2 separate regions of the Homo sapiens genome follow, and region 1 is linked to region 2. A link is a loop called in an ENCODE intact Hi-C map of the cell type or tissue named here. Cell type or tissue: endothelial cell of umbilical vein. All regions are shown on one strand. Each heading gives the region's core, and the rest is flanking DNA. Links, peaks and the distances in the headings are about the cores only. Region 1 overlaps MDGA1 (MAM domain containing glycosylphosphatidylinositol anchor 1). Region 2 holds the start of MIR4462 (microRNA 4462).

Region 1 (15,020 bases), core at 3,951-8,950, 77 kb before region 2:
ACTGGATGGTGGAGACCATAGGTCACCCCAGATTCCTTGACCTATTTCTGGGACACCATATTTCCCTCCTCAGTGTGCACCCTTTGAAGGGACCCAGCACAGGGTCTTGGGCCTGGGCAGTCTGAAGACTGATAACTTCCCCACTCCACCCTACAAGCAGTGGGACTCCTGAGAACACGGTTCTCTCCTAGCCTCAGCCCCCAGCTGGGTCTCAGAGGAGCTGGGGGAGCGGTGGCCAGCCCATTTTCTGGGGTGAGGCTTGACTTGGAGAAAGGCAGAAGAGACGTCCCGCTTCTGTGATTTGGTGCCCCCATATCAGACAATGAATTTGGAAGTGGAGAGGGGCCTTCATTTCTTATCTACTTGGCATGAAAGGGTGCCCTGGATAGGAGGGTGTGTACAGGGCAAAATGCCAAAAAGCACTGTCTAGTTGAAAGTTCCCTTCTCCACCCAGGGGCAGTGAAGGAGGAGGGGCTTATAGAGCTGGGATTGGTGGAGGGAGCAGGTGCCAGTCCCCTCACTCTCTGGGAGCTGTGAAAGGGATCCCTGTCCTTGGGTCCTGGGTTAGGCACCTGAGATTGACATGATGGGATCTAGATCTTTCCTCCTTGACATCACCTGAGCCCCCACCTAGCCATCCATGGGAGAGAGAAGGCCCAGCCCCTTCTAGAATGACTCTTTAGGCATGCGTGCATATGTGTGTATGTGTTTGTGCCCGTCTGTGTCTAGGTACCACCGTGGGTACATTGTTGGGCAGGAGTGTGTGCAAACACAGGTCTGTGTGTGCAATCTCACATATCTGCCTGTGAGACTGGATTGAGACCCATTCGTTTCTATGAATGTCCGTGTACGTCAGCGTGTGTGTCCACCTTCCTGAGTGATGTGTTCGCTTGTAGGGTGCTGGCTGAATAGACTCTGTCCAGCCCTGTTCTGTAGTCTCAAGCTGCCTGCGATGGCCTGAAATTCCACCTTTCATCCCCTATGGATGACGGAGAGCTTACAGATGACCCTATTGAATGCAAGCACCTTTGGTGAGGAGCATCACAGGGCTCCTTCTGGAGCATTTGGTGGGGACAGCTGCAGAGAAGAGGCCTGGAACTCGGGCAGCACTGCAGTGCCAGGAGGCAGGCGGGGAACCGAGGCAAAGGCTGCCCATCTCCCCCTGCCAGGCCTGTGTGATCATTATCACCAACAGCTGGTGGGTGGCCGGGCCAGGATGCAGCGGGGCCTTCTGATGCCCAATCAGCACGGCTGCCTTCCTGACCCAGTCAAGGCCTCTGTCTGAAATGAGTCGCTCCAGGTTCTCAGCATACACTTCCATCGCGTCTGTCGGGTATTGTTCCTTAACTGTCCCATCTGTGCAGAGTCCATTGCCCCAACTAGACTGTGAGCTCCTCCTCTGAGCCTTCCAAGTCCCCCCTCCACCTTCGCCACCTCCCGCTCGTGCCCAGCACAAGTGAGCCTGGTGTGGAAACCACTCCATTGCCCGGTGGAATGGATTCTGTAATCAGTGGTTCCTGGCCTTGCCTGCAGAATAGAACCACCAGAGTCCTTTAAAAAGTATTGCTGCTTGGTTCCCACCTCAGAGGTTCTGAGTTAATTGGACTGGAGCGCAGTCGGACATCAAGAAATGTTGAAAAGCTCCTTGGGTTCTCCTGACAGCAGGAACCACTGGCCTGGCACCACCTGGGTGCTTCCTCTGTGCCCTCGCTGGGGTAGGCATTGGAGCACCAGAGATGAATAGCCCCAAGTGCTCCCTCTTTGGGGTTCCCAAGGCACCCTGTGCCTGCTTCCCTCAGAGGACCTTCCAATCCATTTGCCCCGCAACCCTGGCTGCTCCGACAGGGGAGACTTGTCTCCCTTGTTCCCCTCAGGATCCATAGAGTGGACAGTAAAGGTGCTCAGTACATGTTGGCTGAGCTGAACTGCATACATGTGGCCCCCAGGTTCCTGGTCTTTATGGACGAAGGGCACAAGGTGGAGGGGGGATGGGGGGATGCTGCTGGAGGTCTCAGTGGGTGCAGACAGCCCTGCCTTGAGGATGGCTTGACCTGGGATTGACAAAATGTGTCTGCTGAAATGCTGAGGTCCCCACGTGTGAATGGGTGAGGCTGATGTGGATGTCTGTGTGTGCCAGCAGGTGGGTGGGGGATGTGGGTGTCAGTGTATGCCAGTGGGCACTGTAAATGTCTAGGCATGTGCTGGTCTCTGTGTGTTTGTGTGTTCCTCAGCAGGAATGAGTGTCTTTGTGTATCACCTGGTGACTTGTCAGTGTCTGTGTCTGTGTGTGCCTGTGAGCCAGCATCTCTGTATCAGTGTTGCTCATGCTGTGTCTTTGTGCGCCATGGTGTGTCAGTGTCTGTGTGTTGATGGGTGGCCCATGAGTGACCCCCGCCAGGGGAGACCAGGCTGGCTGGATCCAGCACATCTCCCCAGTGGCAGCCTCGCCCTCTGGGTCAGGGTGACTGAGGCATTTTGTGGCCTTAAAACGGGGTGTTCAGGGTCAGCCCTCAGGGTGCTGGGGCCCTTCCATCCCTTGTCCCCTTCAGGTTGGTGAAAAGGACTCCGGGGGCCAGGTGCTGTATAGCAGCTTATGGAAGTCTCAGCTGGGCTATCCTGCCCTTGGGAGCACAGACAGGCTCCTAGGGTGCTGAGTGAAGCCTGAAGACCAAGCCCCCTCCTCCTGGAATGCTCCTTCCACCCCTACCTCTCAGAGATGGGCCTGACACCTCTTTCTCATTCATTCTCCTTTTCCCTGTGCTCTGGGAAAGCCCCTGGCTCAGGCTGTCAGAGTGAGGATGGACCTCAAAAGTTTGATCCCCTCGTGCAGATGAAGAAGCTGAAGCCCAGAGTGGGGAAGGGGAGTGGCCCAAGGTCACACAGCTAGTTTGAGTAGAGCCAGTCTTGGGAGAGCCAAGTACTACAGCCCTGGGGGTGTCACACCGCTTGTCACTGCCCCTGAGGTCTCCTGCCAAACAACTGCAGGGAGTTTGGCTAACAGTCCTGTGTCCAGGGTGCCGGTGGGGATGTTATAGATGTTGCTGGGATCCTGCCCTCGGCTCCAAATTCTGGCCTCTCATCCCAGGCTGCAGACCCTTCTGCCCCATGACAGGCCTGGGTGCCACACAGAGGTGGCCACCCTCCCACCACAGTGTCTGCAGCTGCTGCCCTTCTCCCAGGCCCCCAGACAGAAGAGACCCTGTTTCCCCTCCTCTCCCCTGTGACTTCACAAGAGCTTGGGCTAGGAGTGAAGGTCAGCATGTTCTCATGTGCTCATCCTCTTGGTTTCCCCAAAGACCGGGAGGGTCACGGATGGGGCGTGCAGAATCCTTGTGTTTTTTCTCGCTGGGCAGCTTGAGGGGCTGGGGAGTATTCCCAGGGTCTTTGCTCTGGAGAGTCCCTGCAGAGCCACTGGCTGAGGTTGGGTTCAGGGTTCAGCGGAGTCCTCCATGCTTCCAAAGGCCGGGAAGCACCCGCCTCTCTATCGAGTCAGTGCTGTGCGTGTGTGTCTGAGAATGTGTGTGATGTGTGGAGTGTGCGTGTGTTTGTGTGTGTGTGTGTGTGTGTTGGGGCAGAAGGACCACTCTTTCCTGGGGATCCCTTGACCCTTATAACTAGAAGGGACCTTAGGGAGCATCTAAGCTGGTGCCCCCATTGTACAGGCGAGGTCCAGAGGGATGGCATCTGCCCACCCCACCCCTTGCCCTCTTGTTGCCTGCACTCATTTCCCAGGGACCCTCCTAGGATAGGACTGCCCTCCTTCCTGGCCCCCTCCCGCCATCCTCCCAGCCACCCACATAATCACCATCTCAGCCCAACTCTGGTGGCCCTCTAGGTCTCCATGCATTCTTCCTGCCCTAGAGTAGCCAGCTCACCAAGGCCTTTATCCCCAGCCCAGGAGAAGGGTCAGGGAGGGAAGGGGCTGCACCAGCCCTGAGACCTCAAAGACTTGGGAGAAAAGCCAAAACTCCTCATGCCCAGGCCCACATGTCTGACCACCCCAGCCCACCCCGCCACCAAGGTAAAAGCACAACAGGAGACCCCCTTATTAATGGGTGAAATGATTGGGGTTGTTTTTTTAGTCACACAGCCCCATCCTCACCCCTTTGCCTTGCTGTCTGTCTCCACCCCAGCCTCTGTTCCCCATTTGCCTCTCTTTCACCTCCAAGCCCCCAAATGTAACCTCTAGTTGCGGACGCGGTTGTTCTATCAATAAAGCTGCAGTGTTCTAGCGCTCAGCGTCAGCCGTGTGTGTTGGCAGGGCAGAGTGGGCCAGGGTCGGGGCCGGGGCACTGGAGGGCTCCTCTCAGCTCCCTGGGGGCAGCCTTTCTTCTCTTTGGCACCTGTCGACAGGGATCCTGCTCTGTGGCCTGGACAGTGAGGACCTGCATCCTGGTCTGCTCCCAGTGAACTTGTGTGCATTTGTTCATTCAGCAAATACCAACCAAACACTGCCTTTGTGGAAGCCCCTGTTTAATGGGAGAGATGGACAGTAAGCTAATAATGACACCAAGACATATATAATGATGTGTACAGTGAGGGCTGGGAAGGGAAATTGGTGCTATGAAAGAAGGTATGAAGAGGGTTCTTATTTGGGTTGGGGCTTCGGGGAAGACTTCTCTAAGAGACATTTAGGAGAGACAGAATGATTGGAGTTAGCCTGTTGGGATTGGGAGAGGCTTCTGAGCAGAGGGAACAGAATATGCAAAGGCCAACAGGGCCCAAAAACTTAGAAGGCTCAAGGAAGGGGAGTAAGGGCAAAGGAGGAGGACTAAAGTTGGTATGGTGGTTGAAATGCCATTTTCCCTTCTCGGCACCCAACCCTACCATCCCTCCTACACGCTTGGAGTCCCTTCCCTCTTAATCTCTATTCTGGCCCTACAGACCCCACCCTGCACCCTACTTGGGGCTGCCTCCCTTATTCACCACCAGCTAGCTGCATCCTTGCCCTAAGATCAAGTTATGCCAACCTTTCCCTTTACCCCAGACCTCTCAGAATTCTAGAATTTCAGAGCTAGGAGGTCCTTAAAGGTCACTTATTTCAAACATCTACTCATATATTGTAGGTGAGATGGGCTTGCCAAGGTCATGGGGATAGGCAGTGATGAGCATTTGCAAAGTGACCCCAAATCAAGGGTGTGGATGTCATGATATGGACTACATCATATCAGGCAAATGACAGGAAGTGTCTTTCAGGTTACTTGGTTACAATGATTCAGGTAGGTCGATTGGGCAGTTTCACTTCCATGTTCCAGATGGGGAAACTGAAGCTCAGATTACAAGACCAAGGGCTCCCTCTCCCTACCACCTAAGTTTTATTGGCTCTCATGTTGGGTAACTTCTTGCTGGCACACCTGGCCTTTCTTTTCTAATGGAAGAGGAAGGGTCTAAGGGACTCACCACTGCTGTAGGTTGGCTCCCTGAGCACAGGAAGAGAAATCCGCTCAAGCTCACTCAAGTACAGGTGCATTATTGTGAGGACAAACACAGTGAGGGGGATGGGCACTCAGAAATCCAAACAGGAGTTGCAACAGGGATGGTTTTCCTGAACCAGATGGGCATTTTGGATTCAAGGTAGCTCTAGGATCATCATCTACAGAAGTTTCTGGTGCTTCTGTATTCTTCTGGTGCTTCTGTATTCTACCTGTGGTAGAATAAAGATGGCTGCAAATCCCATGTTATCCTTCCTGTAGAGAGGCAGAGTCTAATTCCCTTCCTCTTGAATCTGGGTTGCTCTTAGTGCCTTGTTTGTGCAATAGAATGTGACATGCTGAGTTGAAGATGCCTTGGAGCTTCAGCTCAGGCCTCTTGGAACGTTCTCTCTGGAAGCCCTGAACTGCCACCTAGGATGTCCTCTGAGTTGCTCTGAGACCGTCATGCTGGAGGGGCTCTGGCTGACCATCCCAGCTGAGTCCAGCCTTCCAGCCATCTCCACCAAAGCACCAGAAGATATGGGAGTGCAGCTGCCTCAGACCTTCCAGACCAGCCTAACTGCCACCTGAATTGCTCGGCCAAGCTCTGTCCAAATTCCTGACCCATCGTCATGGGATATAATAAAATAGTTGTTTTAAGCCCCTGCGGTTGGGAGTAGTTTTTGACAACAGCAATAGATGACCACCCTGGCATGACTCAGTCACTCCCCAGCATCTGCTGCTTTTTGTCCATGCAGTTCCTCTCCTGAGTCATGGTGTCTGCTTCCTCATAACTTCAGCTTTCCAGGCATCATGACCTCTCCAGCTCAACTCTCCTTCATGGCCTTCCGGTAGCAGCTGCCAGCATTCACTGACTCAGCCGCTCAGGATAATGGGCTGATTGGACAGGCCCCCATTTCAGGTCTAGCCACACATACATCATTGGGCAACCTGTGGGTTGGCTGCCCTTGAGTCAGATGCCACCCTGATCCAACCAGCTGGGCTGGAGGAAGGGGTCATGGACATGAAACAAGGCTACCTGGGGGCTGCCATTTCTAGGCAGTTTGTGGGTGGACCCACTTAGGAGGGGCAGGAGGCTGGCAGGCACCGAAAACACACCTCCTTGCATCTTCCCTCTTTCTCCCCTCCTCTAGTGACCATTCATTCCCAGGGGCACAGTAATGCAGTGTATGTACCATGAAAGTCCTCCAAGTGGCCCTGTCCAAGGGCAGGTCCCATTGCAAACTGTACAGGTAGGTCAGGTAACTTACAGCAACCGAGTCCTCTGTTATCAGGACTTTGACATATATATTGTTAAAGAACATAGCCAATTTACTTAGCTTATTTTTATTTATTTTTTAAGACAAGGTCTCACTCTGTCACCCAGGCTGGATTGCAATGACACAATCTTGGCTCACTGAAACCCCCACCTCCCAGGTTCAAGTGATTCTCATGCCTCAGCCTCCCAAGTAGCTGGGATTATAGTCATGTGCCACCATACCCAGCTAATTTCTGTATTTTTAGTAGAGGTGGGTCTTCACCATGTTGGCCAGGCTGGTCTCAAACTCCTGGCCTCAAGTGATCCACCCGCCTCAGCCTCCCAAAGTGTTGCAATTACAGGCGTGGGCCACCGCACCCAGCCAGGACTCTAATATTTTTATTTTCATATCACAGATGAGCAAAGTGAGGCTCAGAAAGGTGATGTGGTTACCCTAGCTCAGAAAATTCAGGAGAGGAAGAACCCAGAGGGAGATCTAGGTTTTTGACTTCTGGTGCGATGTGCGTTCACATCAGCCAGAGTCCCTCCTCTTCTTCCTCTCCTTGGAGATCACTCTGCTTTTCCCACCAGCTCTTCCCCAGGGGCTGGGAGAAGCAAGGCCTTTCCCTGTGAGGCTCGGGCTCCAGTCCTCTGCTTCAGATGGAGACCGTCCCTGTTCCTGCTTTTCTATTTCTAGCTTTTTGCATGTCCTTTATTGAAAGCTACTGTAACACCTTTTCAGAAAAGGGTTGGGTATAAATAAACACAAGAAAAAAGTCGAAACTCTCCTCCTTGAAGTCACCCCAAACCTGGGTGGAGGCATCCTTCCATACTGCTTCTTGAACCCCCGCTCCCAAATTCATCTTTCCTGGCCGTGCGTGCCCAGCGTGTTTCCTGTTCTGAGGTCCACTTGGCAGGGCCCCCGAATGCAAATCCCACCACCACATCCATCGCCCTGTCTTGTTAGCTGTTTGGCCTTCTCTAAAGATGTTTTGAATTGCCCATTTTTCTCAGGTCCCCTGGGGCCAGCCACAGTTCAGCAGAGTAGACTCAGCACCCTGTGAGTCCTCATTCCATCTATATACGCCACCCTCCATAAGCAGAGTCCCTCTCTGTCACCCCCCGTGCCGTTCCCCCAGAACCACCCGCCAGTTCACTCTCATCTGAGAGGCGGTGAGAAATAGAGTAAAACATGAGTCAGAGAGGCTGAGAGTGCCGAACGTCCACACAGTGGGAGTCTGTGCTGCCATTTAAAGATGTCCATAATATATTGTCGAGAGAGAATGGCAGATTAGAAAGCGCATGCCTGTTACTATCTTTTTTATGTAATAACATCTGTGTATATATGAGCATATGCATTTTTTTTTTGTCCGAAAGACTATTCACTGGAATGTGAATAGTAGTTATCTCAGCAGTGAAATTTCAGATGCTTCTGACTCACATCTTTAGGCTTTCTGTATTGTCTGAATATTTTTTCATGAACATATAATTTTTTTAATAACCAGGGGAAAAAATCTATTTTCTCGAGAAAATAAAAGCCAGAAGTCATCAAGGACTATAGATTAGAAATAAAGGTCACTTTCTGTTCTTAGCATTATTTTTATAACTGTACATCACAGAGTCTGGGAAAGGGCTTTGAACTTGAAATCTTTTCCTGCTGATTTATTCAAATAAAAATGCTCATGCAGTGGGGGAGGCGAGGGGGAAGAATTGGGTTGAGTTTACCAGGGGCAAGGCAGAGGGGATGTCGAGCCAAGCTTTCAATAACAGAAATTCCAAAGAGAAGAACACGACCTCCAGCAACAAACACTAACATTTAGTGTTATATCTGATGCCCATGCAGTGTGTGCGACTGTGTGTGCACAAGTGTGCATGTATGCTTGCACACATGTGAGTGTATGTACATGCCCACACATGTAAGCCTGCGGCAGCCTTGACCATATGATGAATTATGAAGCAAGTGGCTAATTGAGATGCCCAGGGTCAGTGGTTGCTGCAGTCAGAGTGGGAAGGGCCCAAGAAAGTATAAAAACTACAGCTCCTCTGCCTGCCCAACTCCTCACCTTCCTCCTCAGCCTCTCTTGTCCTCACCCAGACTCAGGGCCCAGGAGGGGAAACTGAGGCATAGAGCAAGGGAAGGAGTGGGAAAGAGGACCTGGAGAGCCAGAACTCCTGTGTTCTATCACTCTATCTAAGGCCTCCCTTTCACCCTCTCCTTCTTTTGACTCAAGAATCCCAGGTCCCTGGAACCCCCCCAAAAGCAGGAGAGAGAGGGAAGAATCAGTCATCTGAGGATCAATATACTGGACTACTAGTTACTAAACCCAAATATACATTTAAAAATAAAAGAATAATCCCTCCCATGTGCACAGCCCTTCCAAGTTTACACTGATTTCTCCTTTTACCCTCATGCTATCCCTGAGAAGATGTCAATAATGCCCACGTTACAGGTGGGAAAACTGAGGCTTAGAGAGGAGGAGGAATCTGCCTACGGTCACACAGCTGCAAAGGCTAGAGCTGGGACCAGGAGCTGGTCTCTTAACCGACCACCTGGTGAGCTTTCCATAGCTACCTTTATATCTTAAAAACATGTTTCGAAAGTAGTATCACCCAAGCACCATGTGTTCATTAGGGGGAAAAACCCTAAGGGAAGAAAAATGAAAATTACAAGGCTTTCAGATGAAGTTTGGGAGGTCCTGAGTGGGGGCTGGGTGATGGGGGACTGCCAGAAAGAATGGAGCTCCCCTTGGCAGCACCCAGGGCTGACTTTTTCCTGGAGCTAGTCCAGAAAGAGGTGCTGGAGGCAGCAGGTGGGTTCTGAAGAGGCCATGTAGAGATGGAGGTTGGCAAAGAGAAGCCTGCTTAACAGTACAGGCCTCAGAGCCTCACAGACCTGGATTTGAATCCAGGCTCTTTCCTCCACTTACTAGCTGTGTGACCATGGACAAGTTACTAAACCTCTCTGAGCCTGAGTGTTTTTCTCCACCTGTAATGTGAGAATAAGAGTAAGGATGAAACGAAATAACTTGTCTAAAACACTTGGCACAGTTGCTGATGCAGAATAGGTGACTAGCAAGTGTTAACTCATCATCATCATCATCATTATTTGGAAGGGCAACACTTAATGCACCTGCTGGGCATGGTGGTTCATGACTGTAATCCCAGCACTTTGGGAGGCTGAGGCAGGTGGATCACTTGAGGCCAGGAGTTCGAGACCAGCTTGACCAACATGGTGAAACCCTGTCTCTACTAAAAATATAAAATATAAAAATTAGCCGGGTGAAGTAGTGGGTGCCTGTAATCCCAGCTACTTGGGAGGCTGAGGCAAGAGAATAGCTTGATCCTGGAAGGCGGAGGTTGCAGTGAGCCGGGATTGTGCCACTGCACTCCAGCCTGGGCAACAGAGCAAGACTCCGTCTCAAAAAAAAAAAAAAAAAAAAAAAAAAAAAAAAAAAAAAAAAAAGCAAGCACCTAAGAGCCCACTGCAGCATGTTCATAGATATGAAACCTGGGTATCCATGGGCTGGGAGTGGGAGGAATCTCCCCTTTCCCCATGGCTGGGCCAGTCCCCAAAGGCTCCTTGAAGGAGGTCCTCTTCAAGGTTAGATAGACAAAGGCCAGGAACACAGATGCAGGGAGGCAGCTGCTTGGCTTTGAGGGAAACCAGGGGCGTTGGAGATGACCAAGGGTCCAGACCGGCCTCTTGCTCCCCCTTCCTCTTTAGGACACCTGGGGCATTGGCAGCCCCCGGCAGCACTGGCATCTCCCTTCCTCTCATGAATGTGAGACATCTCATGAGGCCTCGCTCCAAATAAGCTGAGTGTGTGGGCAAACTCACCCCACAATGAGGGGAGCAGGATGGGCTGGCCTGTGCAGCCTGAGGAGGGCCTGCAGGGAGGAGGGGAGGGGGCAAGAATTGGGACCACCCCTTTCCTAGACTCCTCCTCCACTCAGCAGGCAGAAAGCCCCCTTGGAAACGCTCAGTCCCTTGATTAGAAGTGTCCAGGGCTTTTCCTGATGTTAAAAGTTCTCAAGAGATGAGATTTCCAGGACTTTCCAGGGTCCAACACTCATTTGTTTTATTATCTCACTCCTCATAGGAGGTTTTTTCTTTTTAAAATCCAACTTGATCTTTCCTGCTGCAACCTGGCCAGATGCTATCACACCAAGCTCCTCTGTCCCTCCAGCATCGCCCATGGCTGACCTGCCCACGGGGAGGCGGGCTGCAGGCTTCGCTGCCCTGTGTGGGTCCCATGTCCCCTGCGGAGCCCAGCACTGGGCTCTGCGCATAGCAGGCTCAAGGGCTCTGGAGTGCGCATGCTTAGTGGCCCCTGCAAGTGCCTGCTGATCTCTACCTGAAGATGCGGGCTAGAGGGCTGGGTCCTGTTTCCGCAGAAAGAAGGGAGGGAAGAGGGAGAGAAGTTGGAGAAGAGGTGAAGAGAAACAGAGGCTGAGCCCAGAGAGTGAGAAGAACACTGTTAAGGAGGAGTGCCTGGACCCACATTCTGGCTTGCGACGTTGAATAAGCCAGCCCTCTCTCTGGACTCGAATGTCCCTGTAAATTGGGAGAAGGCTGGGGAGGCTTGAAGCTGAAGGTTCCTTCAGCTCTGGGATTCAATGAAATGAGGGAGTGGGGTGTTTCTAAGCAATGCAGAGAAAGGGGGCCCCCCACAGAAAGGTAAATGGAAAACAGGACACAGCCCTGCTTCTGTTTGTAGTCCTGAGCATCTAACTCTGTCCCCGCCCCAACACTGGGGACCCCCATTACCCAGGCCTAAGTGGGAGCTCCTTAATCTTCTTCCGCTTCCCACCCCAATCCTTGAACCGGGCCCCACCCCAGCCAAGAGGCAGGCAGGTGGCGGGAGCTGCAAGACCGAGACCGGCGTCTTGGCCGGGAGCCCGGCAGGGCGTGGGCACCGAGCGGCCCACAGCCGGCGGAGCGGGGCGGGTGGAGCAAGCGGCGGGCTCTGGGCTTCAGGCTCCGCGCCCAGGGGCGGGCAGCCTGCTCCGCACCAGCGGCGTCGGCCGGAAGATGAGCGGGATCTGGCTGCATCCTGAGGCAGGGGGTCTTAGCGAGGTGGGCTGGGTGTCAGGAGCACTGTAGAGCCCAGCCAAAGTCAGGAAGGACAGAGCTAGCCCCCAGGGAGGATGGCTGCAAGGTGCAGGAGGCTGTAGGTGGACCTGGGCTGGGGGCTGCTAGAATTGGGGCTTGGAGGGAGACTCCTGCCGTCCATGAAGCCCCAGAGGCATTAGAAAAGCCCTGTCCAGCCAGGACCCTCTACCCTGGTGGTGGGCATGGCGCAGTCCATCCAGAAGGTTCCCAGGAAGTCACTGGCCTTGCCCTGGACACCCTGTCCTGGAGGGAGGAGTGAGGGTGGAGGTTGGCAAAGGGCGGATTCTGTCCCTTCACTCCCTTCATCCTGAGTCCAGAGATAAGGACAGGATCGGGGGTGGGGGACGGAAAGTCCCACTTCCACTCTCCCTAGGGTGGGAATTTGAGGGTTTTTTGTTTGTTTGCTTTTGTCTAAAACTTGAAGAGCAGAGAAGGTTCTGGATGGGCCAATCTCTCCCTGCCGCTACCCTCCTTCAGGACAGGACTCCCCTGGGGGCTCCAGTGGAAGTGGCATTGGAGGGGTTGGGGAGTGTGCGGCATCCGGGTGACTTCTGGCCTCTGGACTGGAGGGAGGTGGGGTCCAGATCCCCATCCTTTGGTGAGCAGGCCCGACTCTGAGGAAGTTGTTACCCCTCTTCTGTCAGCCTTGGCCACACCTTGCCCCCAGGGCCTGTCTGGCACAGGGCCACAGCTTTGGAGGTTTCCACACATCTTTCTTCTTGTCTCTCTCACTCACCTGTCTCCATGGGAACAGGCTTCAGGGCTGGCAGAGATGACTGAAGTCTGTGGCCCTCAGACCTGAGCAGGGTCTGGCCTTTCCTGGCTGGTGAGAATCCAATCAGTTTCGAGATGCTGCCAAGGTAATAAGGAGTGGAGGGAAGCTGTAGTCACCCCCTCCAATGGCCGGCCGGATTCCTCCTTATAATACCCTTCCAGCCTTGCTTGAATTCTGCCAGTGACCAGGAGCTCAGCACTTTGCCAGGCTTGCTTACTCACTGTCAGCCAGTAAGCAGTGAGGACTATCCCCTCCCAGCCCTCTGTATCCTGGGCCATGTTGGGGGAAAGGCCACAGAAGAACAGAGGCAGGAGCTCTGCTCTGCACCCCTCAATGTTCCAGAATGCACTGAGAAACCCCAGGGTGTTGCCCTTGAGTCACTCAATGAAGCTATGACTCTGTCTTGAGAAATGGTGTAATGCCAGTGGGAGAGGTGAGACTGGGATCTTGGGGTCTGGGTTCTGGTCCGAGCTCTGCCGTGGATTTTCTTCTCATCTGTGGGCCTCAATCTTGCCACCTGCAAAATGGGAGGAGTTAGGATTGAATTATTTCCATAGGGCCTTCAAAGTCCTGACTTCCAGTGTTCTGTGTTTTATTTGCTATTAGGGTAAAGGATCAGATCAGGCATAAGGAACCAATAGCCCCAAACAGGTTTTCGTTTGTTTGTTTTTGTTTTTTGTTTTTGTTTTGTTTTGTTTTGTTTTGTCTGTATCTCTTGGTTAGCAAAGATGGATTTCTGCAACACACATTTAATCCCAGGGTCGCTGCCTGCATGTGGGACACAGCACCTTTGTCTGTCCCCATAGGCTTTGTCCAGGTTCTTAGGCTTGTCTGAGTCCTGTTCCTTTTTCCAGAAACTGCATCTTCCTCAAGCCGTGGTAGATTTCTGTCTCTTATTTTGTCCCATGAGTTACCCCAGCCCTTCTCCCAGGTGCCCTGTGCACCCTGGATCCGTCCCTCATCCTGACTCCAGAAGCTCTGGCCTCCTTCCTGCCTCTACACCCCAGGGGCACCACCTTTCTCTCCACTGTCTGCTTTTCCCTTCCTGGAACCTAATTCTGGGAGTTCTCCTTCCTACCGGGGCTGGGGAGAACGTAGTTGCATTTTTTCCTACATGGGGTTTGTTCATTCATTCACTCACTCAGTCACTGTGGCAGCCACTGTTGGTTGCACCAATGAGGAGACTCGGGAGGATAATCCTATCTTGTCCCTCTGGCCCTCCCCCAGCTTCCTGCCCAATGGGCATGACTGTGTGACATTGTCATGCCTGGAACAGTGCTAGCCGACCTGTGACCATGATGCATCAAGCTCCAGAATAAAAATCAACACTGTGAAGACGGTGAAGCAAAAAGGTGGAATGAGCCTGGGGTTCTTGATGAGTGATTTGCTGTCAAACCAACCCTGAAACCACCCCCCTCCACACTTCCTGTTGAGTACACAAATGTCATACAGTTAAAGCTTTATAAATGAAGTATTGTGGTCTTTTGCTATCACTATAACAGCAAAAATTTAGACATTCACTTAATTGGCCATTCACTTACTCATGAATTCACTCACACATGTATTCACCTTCTTGTTGTACTGATTAGGATAGAGGTTCAGATGCTCTAACAGAGATCTCCAAAGAGCGGTGGCTAAATTAAATATAAATGTAGTTCTCTCTTATGTAACAGTCTGGCTGTAAGTAGTCAAGGGCTGGGATGTCAGCTCCAAGATCTCAGGGACCCAGGACACTTCTAGTTAGTTGCCCCAACATCCCTGGGGTGTTCTCTTGTCCATATGGTCCAGGATGTTTTACCACCATGTCACATTTCAACTGGAGGGAAGGAGGAAAGGTAAAGGGAGGGCCTGGTTCTTTTGTAAAAATATGATGCGGAAGTTAAATATCCCACACATCGCCCACATCTCATTGACCAAAACTTAGTTATATGGCCACTCCTAGCTGCAAAGGAGGCTGGGAAATGCATATTCTATTCTAGGGTGCTGTCTGTCCAGCTATAAATTATTTTTGTTTTGCTATAAAAGAAGGTGAGAAACAGGTATTGGTTGGGGGAGGAGGGCAATTGGCAGTCTTATTAATTTTTCTCATTCACACCATTCATTCATTCATTCAATAAACATATTGAATACATACTATGTTGAAAGCACTGGGTTAGATGCCAGGATCCCAGCCTTCAGGTTCCTCATGGTCTAGGGGGAGGATAAGGAAAGTCTAGATATTCGAATCCAACAAACTTTGTGAGCACCTGCTCTGCCCAGACATACATCCAAACTGAAATGCAAAAAGCACCAGTGACATTATGTTTTTAGGTCAGTCACTGTCCACTTTGACTACCTGCCCCCTCATGTCCCCTCTCCCTGACTGAGCCCAGGAAGGGAGGACAGTGACAAGAGCAAGTGAGAGCATGCCCCTCAGAACAAATGTTTGCTTAGGAAAATCCTTCTTGGTTCCTGACTAGAATC
Region 2 (15,020 bases), core at 5,013-10,012:
CACACACACACACACACACACACACACACTTACTGCTCTTCCCACGGTCTCCTTATTTTATCCTTTTGTGTCCTGGACTCCTAAACAATTCCCTGTCCCTAGTAATCAGGGTGGAAAGTCTCCTGCCAGGAGCCAGAGGTTGTGGAAACTTACATCCCCCTTCATTTCAGTCCTGTCGGCTGCCCTGAGTCTCCCCGTCTCACTCTGGGCCCCATCATCCATCTCCCTCCCTGCCCATTCGTCTGAGCCTCCCCTGCCCCAGCTTCTGCCTCCTGCCAAGAAGAGATAAAAGAGACAGCTGCGTATTTATTCAGTGCTACTTCTACTTCTCACTGCTGCCCCACCACTTGCTTCAAGCTCCCCGCTAGCATCCTCCTCCCTTTCTTCTTTCTACGATTGCCTGAAGAGCTAAGCGTGAGCTAGTGGCACCCAGAGAGGTGGCTGCTACGGGGGAAGGGAGGAATGAGGGGAGGGGGGACCTCAGGGCCCTTGGGGGTGACAGGAGAAGGCAGACATGAACAAAAACTCAGAGAGGGCATGAGATGTAGAATAACACTCACAAGCGGACAGAGACAGAAAAGAAACACAAAATGTGGCAGAGAGAAGCAGAGACGCAGCGAGGGACAGAGGCAGATGGAAAGAGACACAGATTGACAGAGACAGAAATAAGTGGAACAGAGACACAGAGACTGGGCCAGAGGAATGAATGCAGAAAGAGAAAAGATGGAAGGTAGAAGTGGGGATGTGTTTAGGGTGTGTGTGTATGTTGCTGTACAGCTCTGGTTTTTAAGCCCCGCTTTCACTGAAATGGATTCATGAAGGCAGGTGCTGTGCTATCTTTAAAGATAGGGAGAGGATGTGGCACTTTTGAAGCCAGTGGTGCAGGTTTAAGGCCAGGCCATAAGCTCAGGGCGCTGGCAGGGTTTCCCTGGAGATCTCTGGTGCCAAGTGGTCAGCTCCACAGCATTAGCTCTGTGGTCGGAGGAGGCTGCAGGTCTGAGCTGTGAATGCTTCCTCAGTGGCCTCAGCCACACTTCTGCTCCAGCTCCAGCTCTGCCTGCAGCAAAGGGACCCTAGGAGAAAGGGGAGAGGGGCGGAAGCAGTCCCTGCCCTGTGCAGGGGATGAAGGGGGCCCAGGCTGAAAACGGAGGTAGATTCCTATCTTTAAGGAGCCCTGAGTCTGAGCAGAGGTTTGAGCCTCATTCATTCCTTCAACACATGGTCCTGGTACCCTACCCTGTGCCAGGCCCCAAGACACAGTGGAAGACAAAAGCCATGTGCCCTGTAGGTTTTAGCCTAATGGAGGAGACAGACCACAAACAAACCACAATTATATAACAACAAACCAGGTTCGGTGCTACAAAGTAAAAGGGCGTCATCGTGGGAGAATCTTGGCGGTGGGGGCTTCTTTACACTCAGGAAAGTCTCTCCAAGTAGGTGATACTGTGGCCAAGACCTTCCAGATGAGAAAGAGCCAGGTAAGAGGAAAAGTGGGGGTGGCATGGGGTGGGGAGTGGGGACACCAGCCCAGGTGGCAAAAACAGCCCAATTCATAAAGCGACACCCAGCTTGGGCACTACTCCAAGGTGAGCCCGCGGCGTCGGAGTGGGTCAGCCGGCTGTTCAGGAGCTGGCAGGGCAAGCCTCCATGGACTGTGGGCTTGATTTTAGGGACAATGGTGAGAGACACGAGTGGTGTCCACGCACTCATGCTGGGCACCTACGGTGTGCCGGCCCGAGCTGGGGGCGGGAGGCTAGCTCAGTTGTTGGGATAGAAGTAAGAAGACCTCGGGGCAGAGGAAACCAACGAATCTGATCAGGTCACTCCTTGGGTTAACTCCCTCAGCAGCTCCCACCACCCTCAGGATAAAGGCCAGACCCCTCAGCAGGGAGGCAAGGCCCTCTCACCCTGTCTGTTCCCCATCTCCTCCCTCTGGCCCTTCCATGTGTGGGACTCAATGCTCCCTCCAGGGCCTTGCAGTGGCTGTGCCGTCTGTCTGAAACACCCTCCCCACCGCTGTCTCCTCCATTTACTGAACACCTAGCCATCCTTCAAGACTTAGCTCCATGCTCCCTCTTCTTAGTGAGGTTTTTGCTGAGCCCGGCCCCTCCCCAGTGAAACTGGCCATTCTCCTTTGGGCCTCACAGTACCACATGTACCAGAATACTTCACGGCCCTTGTCTGTCTGTTTCCTGCATGAGGTCCCTTAGAGCAGAGGCTATGCTGCTGGCTTAGAATCTTCAGGTGAATCACTCACCTGTGCTGCTCAGGTAGCTGATTAGAGGCAGAAGAGTTGTTCCAATGTCCACCCCCTCAACACCGCCTCAGGATAATTGGAGCTGAGCCCTCGCCTTGTCAAAAGAAGAGTACAGGGACCAGAGTCTGGGAGATTAGCCTAAGAAATGTTTTGAGGCAATTAATGCCACTCAGAGTTCAGAAGGAAGGGCAGGGTCATGGTTTGGTGGCAGAGGATCGGGAGCTTCAAGTTGGGAGAGGGTGGGCTCAGGGGTAGAGAGTGTGCTGAGGACTCAGGGTGATGAGGCAGGGACTGGGAGAGAAGATCAGGGGAGGAAAGCTGCCGCCCACTCTGCCATCAGGTACCAATGACTCAGGGCAGAGTCCATCTGGGGAGGGCCAGCGTGAGAGTCGGGCTAATCCCAGGAAAGTGAATCTGCCACAGAGAGATTTTTATCCGATTTGCCATGGTCTCCCTCCAGGGACTTCATGTTCTGCTAAGACAGAGGCAAAGAGAAAGCTCACCCCTGGAGATGACCTCTTTGAGTCTCTGGCTGTGCTTCTATTCGGAGGAAGACATAGGCGTCTGTGCCACAGCATCCCCTAGGGAGGACCTGGAGCGGGCTGCAGGGAACAGAGCTGAGAAGTCAGGGAGAGGTAGGGAAAGGTCAGGGGAAGCAAGGCAGAGGTTAAGGGAGGCCTTGGGAGAAGGCAGGGTCACAGAAACCATGAAAATGCAGGAGGCCCCAGCCCAGCACCATGGGGAGGCTGCACAAGGAGGCCCACAGAGCCCCCGGAAGACAAAAGCCAGGGTCAGAGAGGATGTGGGGCCGAGGCTAACTGCACTGACGGATGGTAGCTTCTCTTTCCCCGGGTGCTCCTGAGGGAAAGGGGGATTTCTAAAGTCCCATGTGGCTTGGGTCCCCATACACTAATCCACAGAGGATCGTATGACTAAGCAAGACCTCCTGGGCCACCAGAGCGTCCTGTCAGCATCCACTGAGGTGGGGACTGCGCTTGGCACCTGGAAAGAAGGCCCCAGTCTGCCCTGAGCCTGATGGCCAAGATGGTCGCATCTGGCCCACCGTGGAGTCAGGGCAAGGGCCTAGGTCAGAGGGAACGGGACGCCCTCCCTCCAGATCATGAGGCCTGGACAGCCGGACGGGGATCAAGACAGTTGCCAGGGAGGGATGGAAAAAAGAAGAGGTAAAGCCACTGCTGTAAGAGGCTAGCCCCATCTCAGTGGCTCAGCCTGTGAAAGTTCATTTCCTGCTCAGTCACAGTCCAGCGCCAGCACTGCTGTCAGGGTGGCCTCCCCTGGCTCCCTCCCTCCTCTGGCTCTGCCCCCTTGAAGACCTCTGACTTCTCCTTGTGCAGCCGCCAGACAGGGAAAGACCAATTCTTCATCCTTCCATCTGAAAGCAGCACACCACGCCTTGCACAGAGTCCATAGGGGAGAACTAGAAATTCGGCCCCACATATACACAAAGGGTTCTGAAAAATGGGGTTCCTGGCTGGGCAGCTACTTCTCAGCCAGACACTCCACACCGAGGAAAGAGGAGCCTGGATTTGTAACGGACTGTGGGCCAGGTCTGCCTCCGGTACCAGCATCCACTGTATACCTCTTCTGGGCTGGGCTTCTCATCTTTGCAGCCACTGTTGAAAATGAAAGACAGCTATTTTTTATGTTTTATGTTTTTGGGGATAGAGTTTCGCTCTTGTCACCGAGGCTGGAGTGCAGTGGCACAGTCTCAGTTTACTGCAACCTCCGCCTCCCGGGTTCAAGCGATTCTCCTGCGTCAGCCTCCCGAGTAGCTGGGATTACAGGCACTCGCCACCACACCCAGCTAATTTTTGTATTGTTAGTAGAGACGGGGTTTCACCATGTTAGCCAGGATGGTCTCGATCTCTTGACCACGTGATCCACCCGCCTCGGCCTCCCTAAGTGCTGGGATTACAGGTGTGAGCCACCGCGCCCAGCCAGGGCTTTTCTTGATGTTAAAAGTTCTCGAGAAGAAGGAGACTTCCAGGACTTTCCAGGGTCCCATACTCATTTGAGAGTGCTGAGATTACAGGCGTGAGCCACCACGCCAGGCCTAGACCCATTTTACACGTGAGAAACGGAAGAAGCTCAGAGATGTCCAGACTCAGCCGGCGGTGGCACAGCTGGCTGTGAAGCTGGGTGCTCGCAGGCCAAGGCCACGTCACTTTCTCTTCCCAGCTCACCGGGTTGTTTCTCTAGAAAATGCCCGAGAGATGGAGACAGACAAAAAGGAGGAAGTAGGGGCGTGGTGAGGGAGAGAAAGAAAAGACAGGGGAGAGAGGACAAGCCAGAGAGAGGCACAAATGGAAAGAGAAAATCTCAGAGCCTCACAGTAGTGAAGCTTGAGATGAGAAAGAACGGTGACTCCGTCTCCCCACCCACCCCACCTTCTCCTGCAAAAATGACTTGTCTCCCAGGGAGGGCCACTGGGCATCCCCGTTCCACACCCCTGCTGGCTTCAGGGCCAACCCTAGGTCACCTCCCCTGAGCTCCCCCTGCTTGGTCTCACCTCTTTGTGGGAAGGTCTGGCTTTAAATGTGCCCCAGATACCCAAGTTCAAATCCAGCCTCTGCACTTACTACTGACAGACCTTGAGCGATTGAGGAGCTCAGTGAAGATGCGGTGGGTGAATGAAAGCACTTTGTAAACCCCAGCAAGAGATGGTTCTGGGTTGCCTGTTCTCAGGGGCGAGATGGGGAGCAGCTCAGGGAGCATGAAGGGGATGGCGGCGTGAAGCCCTGCTGGCTTCCTGCCCTAGACAGTGCCCCGAGGGAGGGACGGGAAGATATAAATAAGACACGTAAAGGCCTCTGTGCTTCCCAGCTGCCCTAAGTCAGGAGTGGCTTTCCTGACACGGAGGGTGGCTTGGGAAATGAAAAGTGAATGGGTTGCTAAAATGTTTTACTTCCCCGGTGTTGTTGGTGGGGCTTTAATGAGGAGCCATGCATCACTTGGCCCCCTCGCCCCGGCAGATGATAAAGGGCCACCGCTCCCCGCGGGCCTCAGAACAACCCACCACTGCCTGGCTTGTAAATTGTTATGGCCCAATGAAGAGCTTGCCCTTAAATGTCACTCACCCAGGAATTAAGGTGAAGACAGGCACAGGGACTTGCCAGTGGCACGGCCCAAGGTGGGGGCTAGCAGGAGTGGGCCCTGCAGGATGGGGTGAGGGGCAGACTCCTCGGGAAGGGCAGTTGGATACCAGGTCTGGGGTTAATGAAAAGTGCCCCCTGCCCCCTAAGTGATCATTATCTCCAGTAATTATCCTTGCTCCTGGGGGGAAGCAGGGAGGGGCGCACTGAAGAGCTGTCATTAGAATGGACTGGCTAAAGAATCCAGACCTGGCGCACTGGCCTGGGGTCCTCAGCCTCTCTCCCCCTCTCTCTTCCCCATTCCATCTCCCCGCCACCCCACCTGTCTTCCTCCCCACCTCCACCTCTCTCCCCCCTCCCTGCCAATCTTTCTCTCTCAACCCAGTTGCCTGCATGGTTCACAGGTTTCTCTTTGCCCTGTGGACCCCAGGGTAGATTGAGAAGGAATCTTAATGAGTCTGACTCAGGCCGGCATCACGCAGGCTGCCCCGCTGTCTAGCTTCATTTTCTAACTTTGGGGGCACGGAAAGGTCGGCTTCCACCTCTTCCCTGGAGGCCCTTCTCTAGAAGAAGGTAGAACTTCAGGTGCCTTCCAGGAAGAAAGTGAGCTTTAGGTGCTTCCCAAGCGTGACCCTCTTCCCTCTCCTGTAACCTTTTAGCATTGTGGAATAAATCTCACGTCCAGAAAAGGGCATGAAACAAATGTTTCATTAACACATTATTTCAAAGCAGAGTAGCCACCACCTCAGTCACAGACCAGAACCTCACCAGCACCCAGCAGCTTGCGGATCCCTTCCCGTTGACCTTCTCTTCCCCAGAGGTCCCAGGCAGTCGCTTCCTACCTTTCTCTGTGTGTTCCCTCAACAACGTGCTTCAGTTTTCCCTGTTTCTGAACTTTATATAAATAGAGTCCTGCAGGATGCGGTGGCTCATGCCTGTAATCCCAACACTTTAGGGGGCCAAGGTGGGTGGATCACGAGGTCAGGAGTTTGAGACCAGCCTCACCAACACAGTGAAACCCCGTCTCTACTAAAAATACAAAAATTAGCCAGGTGTGGTGGCACGCACCTGTAGTCCCAGCTACTCGTGAGGCTGAGGCAGGAGAATCGCTTGAACCCAGGAGGCGGAGGTTGCAGTGAGCCGAGATTGCACCATTGAACTCCAGCCTGGGAGACAGAGCGAAAAAAAAAAAAAAAAATAGAGTCCCATGTACGCATTCTTTCGTATCTGGCTTCTTTCAGCCAGCCTGGAGGTGTTTGTGTGACTCATCTCTGTGGCTCGGGTAGTCACAGTTCATTCATTCTCATTGTCCTAGAGAGCTTGTCACTGTCTGCATGCTACAGCCCTGCCACCCATCTCCCCAGCCCACATGTCACCAGCTGCAGCATCTTCAAGTTTTGGGGCTCCTGTGCAGGAGGGATGTGACTGATCCTTCCTGCCAGGAAATTCCCCTTAGGTCTAACCTCTTTCTCCCTCACCCACACTTTGCTGGTTTGCTGCCTCTGATGAAGTCAGGGGAGAGGAAAGATACAGCAAAAATAACACATCAATAGCATTTGCAAGGCATTTTTCAAGTATGAAGCACTTCTTAATACACTAATTAAGTGAGATGGTCATTATCATCCTGTTCTAAGCATTTTATATTTTTAACTCATTTAACCCTCAGAACCACCTTTGAAGTAGGTGCTATTATTATCCCTATTTTATAGACATGGGAACTGAGAAGTTAAAGAATTTGTCCAAGGTAGGGTTGCCAGATAAAATACAGAATGAGCAGTTACATTTGAATTTCAGATAAGCAAGGAATTTTTTAAAGCATAAATATATCCCAAACACTGCATATTAAATTCAAATGGGCATCTTATATTTTTGACTTCCTGAATCTAGCAACCCTAGTCCAAGGTCACAGTGCAAGTAACAGTAAAGCCAAGATTCAGACCCCAGCTCCTACCCCACAGCCTTGTGCCCTTAGCCACTGCTCTCCTGTTACAGTGGGACCACACTAAGGCCCTGGCGTCCAGGGAGAAAAGCAGATGCATTTGAAACTGTTGAGTAAATCAAACAAGCAAGGCTAGGAAACAGATTTGCTATGGAGGCTAAAGGAGAGGGAGGAATTAAGAAAGGAGTTCAGGCCGGGCACAGTGGCTCACGCCTGTAATCCCAGCACTTTGGGAGGCCGAGGCAGGTGGATCACCCGAAGTTGGGAGTTTGAGACCACCCTGACCAACATGGAGAAACCCCATCTCTACTAAAAATACAAAAATTAGCCGGGCATAGTGGCGCATGCCTGTAATCCCAGCTACTCGGGAGGCTGAGGCAGGAGAATCACTTGAACCTTGGAGGTGGAAGTTGCCGTGAGCCGAGATCGTGCCATTGCACTCCAGCCTGGGCAACAAGAGTGAAACTCTGTCAGAAAGGAAGGAAGGAAGGAAGGGAGGGAGGGAGGGAGGGAGGGATGGAGGGAGGGAGGGAAGAGAGGTCAGTTTCTGGCTCCAGTAGGCAAGATTCAGACAGGAGGCTTCTTGCTAGGAATCGCCCAGCTCAGAGGAGACAGGGCATCTCCCAAGGCTGGGTCACCTGGGGGCTGGTGGCCAACCCCTCCAATCCTCATTCTCCATCTGGTCTGAAGGGATTTGGCTCAGCCCTGCCTGGCTCAGATACTTCAATCCTTCCATTTCTCACATGGCCCCAATCTCCAGCCTCAAAATTCATAAACAAACCACCTCATCCAACTGCTAGGCTCTCACCAGGGCCTGCCCTCTACCCTCCGTGGGCCCTGTGCCAGGGCGAATTGCCCTCTTTGGATGGGATGCAACCGAAAAGCCTCCCAACTGTAAAAATCACAAAATGTTTGGGATGGTGTCAGAGGCTGCAAATGTGGATACGTGCTTTTATTTTGCATAGAATAATGCATTTAATTACTTCTTCCAGGGGAAGCCTGTTTGGAAGATAGTTGAAGGCAATGCTAATAATAGCACTTTGCACCGAGGGCCTCAAACGTAGAGGAAGAGCCATGAGAGCATTTCATTTCTGTTCCTGAGAACTTGAAAGCTCCTGCAAACACTTGCGCCTTCTTCCTCAAGAGGCAGAGGGAAATGTGAAGAAAATGCTGCGGGTTTTCGCTTTTAACTCGCTGTTTTGATCCTCTGCAGCCGCTAGGATATCGGACTCCCAGAGAGACTGGGCGGGGTAGAGGGTGGTTATTGTCTGGTGGAAAGAGTGTGGAACTGGGGGACACAACTTTTCTTCTCCTTCCTTCTACCATACCCCAAAGGGCAGGGCCAGAGGGAGCCCCCCAAAAATGCCTGCCCTGGCTGAGGCTGTTTTATGCACAGAGCACTGCACAGTGAATCAGGATAATCTATTTTGCCAATTTGGTAAATTATGCTCCTTCTCTGGCCTTGGTCCTGCCCTAGGGTGTTAGGCAAATTGCTTAACTGCCCCGAGCCTTGTGTTCCTCATCTGTAAAATGGGCTCATAATGATACCTGCATAGAGGCATGCTATGAGGGTTAGATGAGTCAGATCATATGAATGGGCTTAGAACAGCGTCTGACCCACAGGAAGAGCTCCATAACAATAACAATTATTAGTTTCTGAGCAATGAGGAGTTTTGAACCAGATCAGGGACCAAGGAGATAAGGGTGCGAAGGGTGTAAGGAGACCTGGTGTGAGGCTTTAGGGAGCAGAGCCAGCTGTGGAACCCGGAGACAGCAGCCTGTGTAAACAAATTCAAATGTAAATTCTAAAAATGCTCTGCAAGCCAAACACAGTGGGTCTGTGGAGTGTGCAGAGCTCTGGGACCAGCAGTTTCAATGGGCTGAGCTTTATGGCTCCTTCTACCATGACAAATCTCTGTTATTTAAGTTCAGGCTCTACCACTCAAATATGGAACCAGCAGTGCCTTAGAGCCCTTCAAGTCCAACCAACCCCTTCACCCATTCTACAGGTGAGGAAACTGAGACCCATAGAGGGGAAGTGGCTGTTCCCCATGCAGGGCACTGTCCCACACGGCCTCCTAGCTTGCTGCTGTGTGCTCTTGGGGAAGTGGCTCCGGGCTGAGTTTTGCCTTTGCTTTGCACCCCTCCGGGCTGGGTTTTGCCTTTCCCAGAGAAGGAAGACCTTGGATTGGATGCCAACAAAATGTGGTGAAATAAGGATGAGTTTAGGAGCCAGAGAGGCCTGGATTTAAATCGTGGCTAAAACCTGGGCAGGATCTCTAGCCCCCAAGCCTTATCCCCATCGCCTCTATAGGGCTTGGTCTGTGGAGATATCAATACTTTAAGTTGCTTTACTTGGAGAAAGTCATTTATTCCTGGGAAGTGAGTCCTATTATTATCCCCAATTTACTGACAAGGCAACTGAGGCCCACAAAGGTCAAGTAACTTGCCCAAGGTCATGCATCGTGCAGGGTTGTCTATGGAAAGTATTCAGTGTCCGTTGTGTAGCCCAGTGCCCAGCACATAGCGTGCCAGGCACTCAGCATCAGCCCCATTGCCAATCCAGTCAGTGACTTCTAGGATGATGTCATCACAGCCAACACTCCCAGGAACCAGGAGACCTTTCACACACTGCATGGCTGTAGAATTAATAAAGTGTTGTAACCAAAGATTGGAAAAGAGACTAGGGGACTCGGCTCCTGGAGTGGAACTATTAAAAAAGAAAGAAGGCGCTCAGCTCCGCTACAGAGGAGTAAGAATAGGGCCCAGGCCTCCTCTTAGATGCTGGGCAAACACCAGGCGAGGGAGCATCCCTAACCAGCTCAATGTGTCTGCTGTTGGCCATAAAGATGGGGCTTATTAGCGCTATGGTGCTGGGAGAACCGAGGAGTAACAAAACAGCCTCTTTGGAGGGGGTAAAGAGGCAGGTTTATTACCCTCAGCAACGAGGGATGCTCAGGACCACAACCAGTCTCTCCTGATGAGGAGCCACAGCCCACCCCACTGGGACGCGGGGCCACCCCTACCCCACAGTCTCTGGACCTTTGCTCTCACCCGACTCCCCTGGCAGGAGCCAGAACGAGCTCCCTGACCTGTGCAGTCCTCCACCCTCGCCCATCCAGGCACAGCTGCTCCCTGCTTCCTCCTTGGTTTGACTGCCTGCATTCAAATTACTGGCTGTGGGACCTTGGGCAAGTCATCTCACATATCAGGGTCTTGGTGGCATCATCTGTAAAACAGAGAAATAATAGAGGCCAACTCATGGGGTCGATGCGGGGATCAAGTGAGGGCTTGTAATGTGCTTAGCCCAGTGTGTGACGCTGAGGAAACCCTCAGTAAAAGTCGCTTATGATTATTATTAACAGTTTGGCCCTCACTGCACGTTGTGTTATAATTTGATGATTTGATCTCCCCGATGAGACCATGGGCTCTGAACTCTCATTTCCTCATAACAACCCATGACATAGTTATTAATGTCCCCATTTTAAAGACGATGATACTGAAGCTCAAGGAGGGCCCCAAAGTCACACAGCTCATACCAGACAGGAGGCAGGTCCCAAATGTGGACTCTGTGGTCCTTCCACTCTGCTCCAGGACCTCAGCCCGCTCGAGTGGCCTCTGCGGCTCCCAGCTCTGCCGCCTCAGCCTGCACTCTGTGCAGTAAATAGTTAAAGATGCTGCTCCAGGACTCAGGCAGGAAATAATTAAGGGAAAGCAGCCTCAGCTTAGGAGGGCTCAGAAGCCAGAAACCAGGTGTGCAGGCCCCTGGGATGTGGGGAGCCAGGGGGCCAAGAGGGCTCTGAGCTGTGGAAGGGAGCTGCCGCCACTCCCAGCAGAAGCACCAGCCCCAACTGCTTCATCACCAGACGCTGCTGCTGAGAGGGCGTGTGCACAGATACAGGGACACACACAGGTGCAGAGACACAGAGATACACACGCAGAAACAGACCCCCACATACAGAGATGCACACGCACACCCACGCCCACTCACCCTCCTGCAAGGCTGTGTTAGACGGATTGTACCTGCTTCCTAAGGAGAGGGACTGGGTGCTGTGGCCAGAATGGCTGAGGGCTCCTTGTCATATAGGAGAGGTTTGGGCAATTGTGGAAAGTTCAACTCACAGGCCAGCACTGCAGTGGGGAGAGGGGGATCCTAGTGCCCTGTTGAGGATAGAGGGTGAGAGGTCAGAGAATCTTAGGGTTAGTAGATCTGCTCCCCCCTGACCAGCATCCAGAAAATTCTATGACCCTCCCCTCCGTAGAGGTTTCAGACTTTCATGGATATCAGATCCACCTAGGGTGCTGATTAAAAAATTCAGACACCTGGGCCGCCCCATCAGAGATTATTATCCCCACCTGGCAGGAATGGAAACTGAAGCCCAGAGAGGCTAGGTAACTTGCCCAGGACCACATAGCAGGGCTGGTATATGGGCAGTCCAGTGCCCAAGCTCTGAACCACCATGCCAGGCTGTTTCAGGCACCTGCAGACCCAGATGCAGACATCTGAGGACACACCACAACCAGTCCCTGAGGGGAGCAAGATGGGGAGCAGGGTGCAGAGCTGGACACAAAGCCAGGACCCCAAACTCAGCGCTCTGTTCCCACGTGGGCCAGGAGACTCAAGAGAAAAACCTGAGGCCCAATCCCAGCTGCGTGAACTGGCTCGACAAGGCTGCGGGATGCAGAGGTAAGTGCCTAGTGGTCAGGAACACTGGTTCCAGAGTTAGCTGGAGCTGTGTGACCTTGGACAAGTGACTCAACCTCTCTGAACCTATAGTAGAACAAGGATAAAAACAGTCCCCACCACAGAGGGCTGTTGTGAGGATTAAATAAACTAGTACATGAAAATTAGCTAGATGCTAATGGTGGCATCTGGGTGGGTGGCGGTTTAGTCTCCTACAGACTCAGCTGTGGGGTAGGGGCTAGGTGAATGGCCAGAGAGCTGTCTGAGGAGGATTAGTCCACTCCTCTTGGCCCATCCCAGGGCAACTTGAAGCCAGTATGACTCGTCTTCCCCTCCAGGAGAGGGGCAGAAGGGAGGCTAACCCTGGCTCCAGATGCAGCTGAGCTAGATTTTTCTGCCCTGATCGTGGGCTGCCATCTGTGCAAGGCTGGTTGGACCCACCAGCCTCAGAGGGTGGTTAATTTACAACCTGTGCTGCTGCTTGTCCACACCAGGCCAGAGCAGCCTCAACCCCCAACCCCTCAGTCTCCAGCAGAAGAATATGCGAACACTCCTCAGAACAAGTTCCAGCTCGAGTTCCTTCCTTCCTGCTTCCGTCAACTCCATCCCTCCAAGCCTTGGCCTCCCCTCAGCACCTCATCCAACTGGCAAACTTCCAAGGAGAGGCAGGACAGTGAGCAGGCACTCTGCCCAGACTGCCTGTGTTCAACCTCCAGAGCTTACCAGCTCTGCAACCTTGGGTAAGTCGCTTAGCCTCTCTGTGCCTCTGTTTCCTCATCTATACGATGAAGATAATAATAGAAGCCTCTTTTTCAGGAAGATGAGGTTATGGGTGCTACGGAGCTCTGGTCCGCCAGTTCCTGCTGCAAGTCACCGCTGTTCACTCACCAAGAAACAAGTTGGTCAGGAAGCTGCACTGCAGCTGTGGTGTTTTTTTGTTTTGTTTTGTTTTTTTGAGACGCAGCCTTGCTCTGTTGCCCAGGCCAGAGTGCAGTGGCACAATCTCAGCCCACTGCAACCTCCACCTCCCAGTTTCAAGCCATTCACCTGCCTCAGCCTCCTGAGTAGCTGGAATTACAGGCACCTGCCAACATGCCCAGCTAATTTTTGTATTTTTAGTAGAGATAGGGTTTCACCATGTTGGCCAGGCTGGTCCTGAATCCCTGACCTCAAGTGATCCACCCACCTTGGCCTCCCAAAGTGCTGGGATTACAGCCACGAGCCCCCGCGCCCGGCCCAGCTGTGGCTTTTAAGGACACCAGAGAAACACTCATGGAGCCAGAGGTGGCAAATCACCGAATTAGAATTACCCTAACCAGCTGCAAAGAAAAATCCCTGGAGGTGTGTGCTGACTTGATCAGAGGCCCCAAGGAAAGAACTCTCAAAAGTGACAGGACCAATTCTGATGCCTCCCAGGACTTTGAGAATCACCCTGAGAAAAACTTGTGGTGGGCTGGGCGCTGTGACTCACGCCTGTAATCCTAGCACTTTGGAGGCCGAGGCGGGTGGACCACTTGAGCCCAGGAGCTCAAGACCAGCCTGGCCAACATGGTGAAACCCCGTCTCTACAAAAAAAATACAAAAATTAACCAGGCGTGGTGGCGCGCACCTGTAGTCCCAGCTACTCAGGAGGCTGAGGTGGGAGAATCGCTTGAACCCAGGAGGTGGAGGTTGCAGTGAGCCGAGATTGTGCCACTGCACTCCGGCCTGGGCAACAGAGCAAGACCTTGTCTCAAAACAAAAAGACAAAACAAAAACAACAACAACAACAACAAAAACTTGTGGTGCAGGTTCTAAGACGCAGGGTGTCTTCCAGATAAGAATCCACAAGTGACTCATTGACTTGCACCGTCCTCTGAGGTTATCAGCTCATTACTTCCATTAGTAATGTGCCCAGGAGTGAAGGCTGAAGTCACCATTGCAGATGCTTAGGTCAACTATTTTAATTCATTGATTACTAGTTGTTAAAAAAATCATAGCAGCCACCTCCTAGTGCTGTTGTTAGGATTAAACAATCCCATGGACAAGGTTTCAAACAGCCCCAGGCACAGGCTATGGGCTCAATGATCATCAGCTGCTGGAGTCCCTGCAACACGGTGGGTGCGGGGGAGGGGTCAGGGTGTCAGGGAAAGGGATTGACTCAAGGCCTCCAGGCCTCACCCCGGGGAGGAGGAGGGACCTGGTGTGTAACTAACCTGTCATGAGGGGAGAAGGGCCATGGGTGGTGAGGGGGAAGGGAAGAGGGTACCCAGAAGAACAGCCAAAGTCAGGACTGACCTCTGGTGGGAAGGAAATGAAAGTTTGCGCTGAGGCTGTCCTGTCTCCCGCTATTCCTCCTTCCATTCTTCCTTCCTTTTCTACCCCAGTCCTGAGGGAGAGACAGACATGGAGAGATCCGTTGTCAGGCTTCACCCTGCTCCCTGGGCAGGCCTCAGGCCACCAACCATTCTTTTAGGGCCTCCAGCCCTCTAGATAGGCTGGCGTAGGACTCCACTGGGACAGGGTGGTCACTGCTGTAGAAGGCAGGGCTGTGTCCCCCTCAGACTGGGGCTCCCTGAGTCAGGGCTGTGGCTCCCCTCAGACTGCGGCTCCCTGAGGACGGGGCTGAGTCTCCTCCCTGGGAGTCACCTCATTTATCTCCTGGAACAAGACTGACCTCATGGGTGTTCTAGGGAGGGAAAGGATGTTCCATTTACTCAAAAATTCCTTTCTTCTTGCCAATAGGTGGGCCACAGGATAGAGCATTAAAGGGCCTGGTAGAAACTGGAAAGACCTGGTAAGGGCCATGGAGTCCATGCTTGGTGGTGGGGGCTGATGGAGGTTATGTTGCGGACATACTCTCTTCCCTGGTCCTGCCCCTGGCCCCAGCCAGAAGCTTTCTTAAGCTTGCGCCAGTTTCAGGGGGCAGGAAGGAGTGTGGATGGCTCCCCAATGCCCAGCCTTCTTAGGAGCCCCAGAGGGAAGCCCCCGTGGTGTAGGGGTCTGAAAGACCATCTCCACGCAGAAAACACAGGGGTTTATTGAGCT

The links. A loop is a pair of places that touch in the nucleus more often than their neighbours do. Peaks named below come from ENCODE experiments on the same cell type or tissue, not always from the same donor. Only the 100,000 strongest peaks of a DNase experiment are listed, where the experiment ranks them.
Region 1: it touches region 2 in a loop (1.8-fold over the local background); 2 of 110 quality-filtered maps call a loop at or near these places.

The regions. Positions count from the first base shown.
Region 1 is chr6:37,621,730-37,636,749 of GRCh38, reverse strand. MDGA1 (MAM domain containing glycosylphosphatidylinositol anchor 1) reads left to right here. Exons shown (of 17, transcript NM_153487.4): 17 at 1-6,071. Among named protein-coding and RNA genes, the nearest start is that of MDGA1, 69 kb to the left of the region's middle. RefSeq lists an enhancer at 5,097-5,146 and a silencer at 11,483-11,712. In endothelial cell of umbilical vein, for the core only: no CTCF peak of the experiment used is centred there; a DNase peak (open chromatin) is centred at 6,259; H3K27ac peaks cover 1,826 bases.
Region 2 is chr6:37,545,496-37,560,515 of GRCh38, reverse strand. It overlaps MIR4462 (microRNA 4462), which reads left to right and starts at 5,094; the gene lies at 5,094-5,151. LOC124901312 (a long non-coding RNA gene) reads left to right here and starts at 11,268. Exons shown (of 3, transcript XR_007059567.1): 1 at 11,268-11,996; 2 at 12,488-12,733; 3 at 12,810-13,578. RefSeq lists enhancers at 3,188-3,397, 3,608-3,707, 3,818-3,867, 6,134-6,634, 9,207-9,386 and 5 more and a silencer at 6,489-6,783. In endothelial cell of umbilical vein, for the core only: no CTCF peak of the experiment used is centred there; no DNase peak of the experiment used is centred there.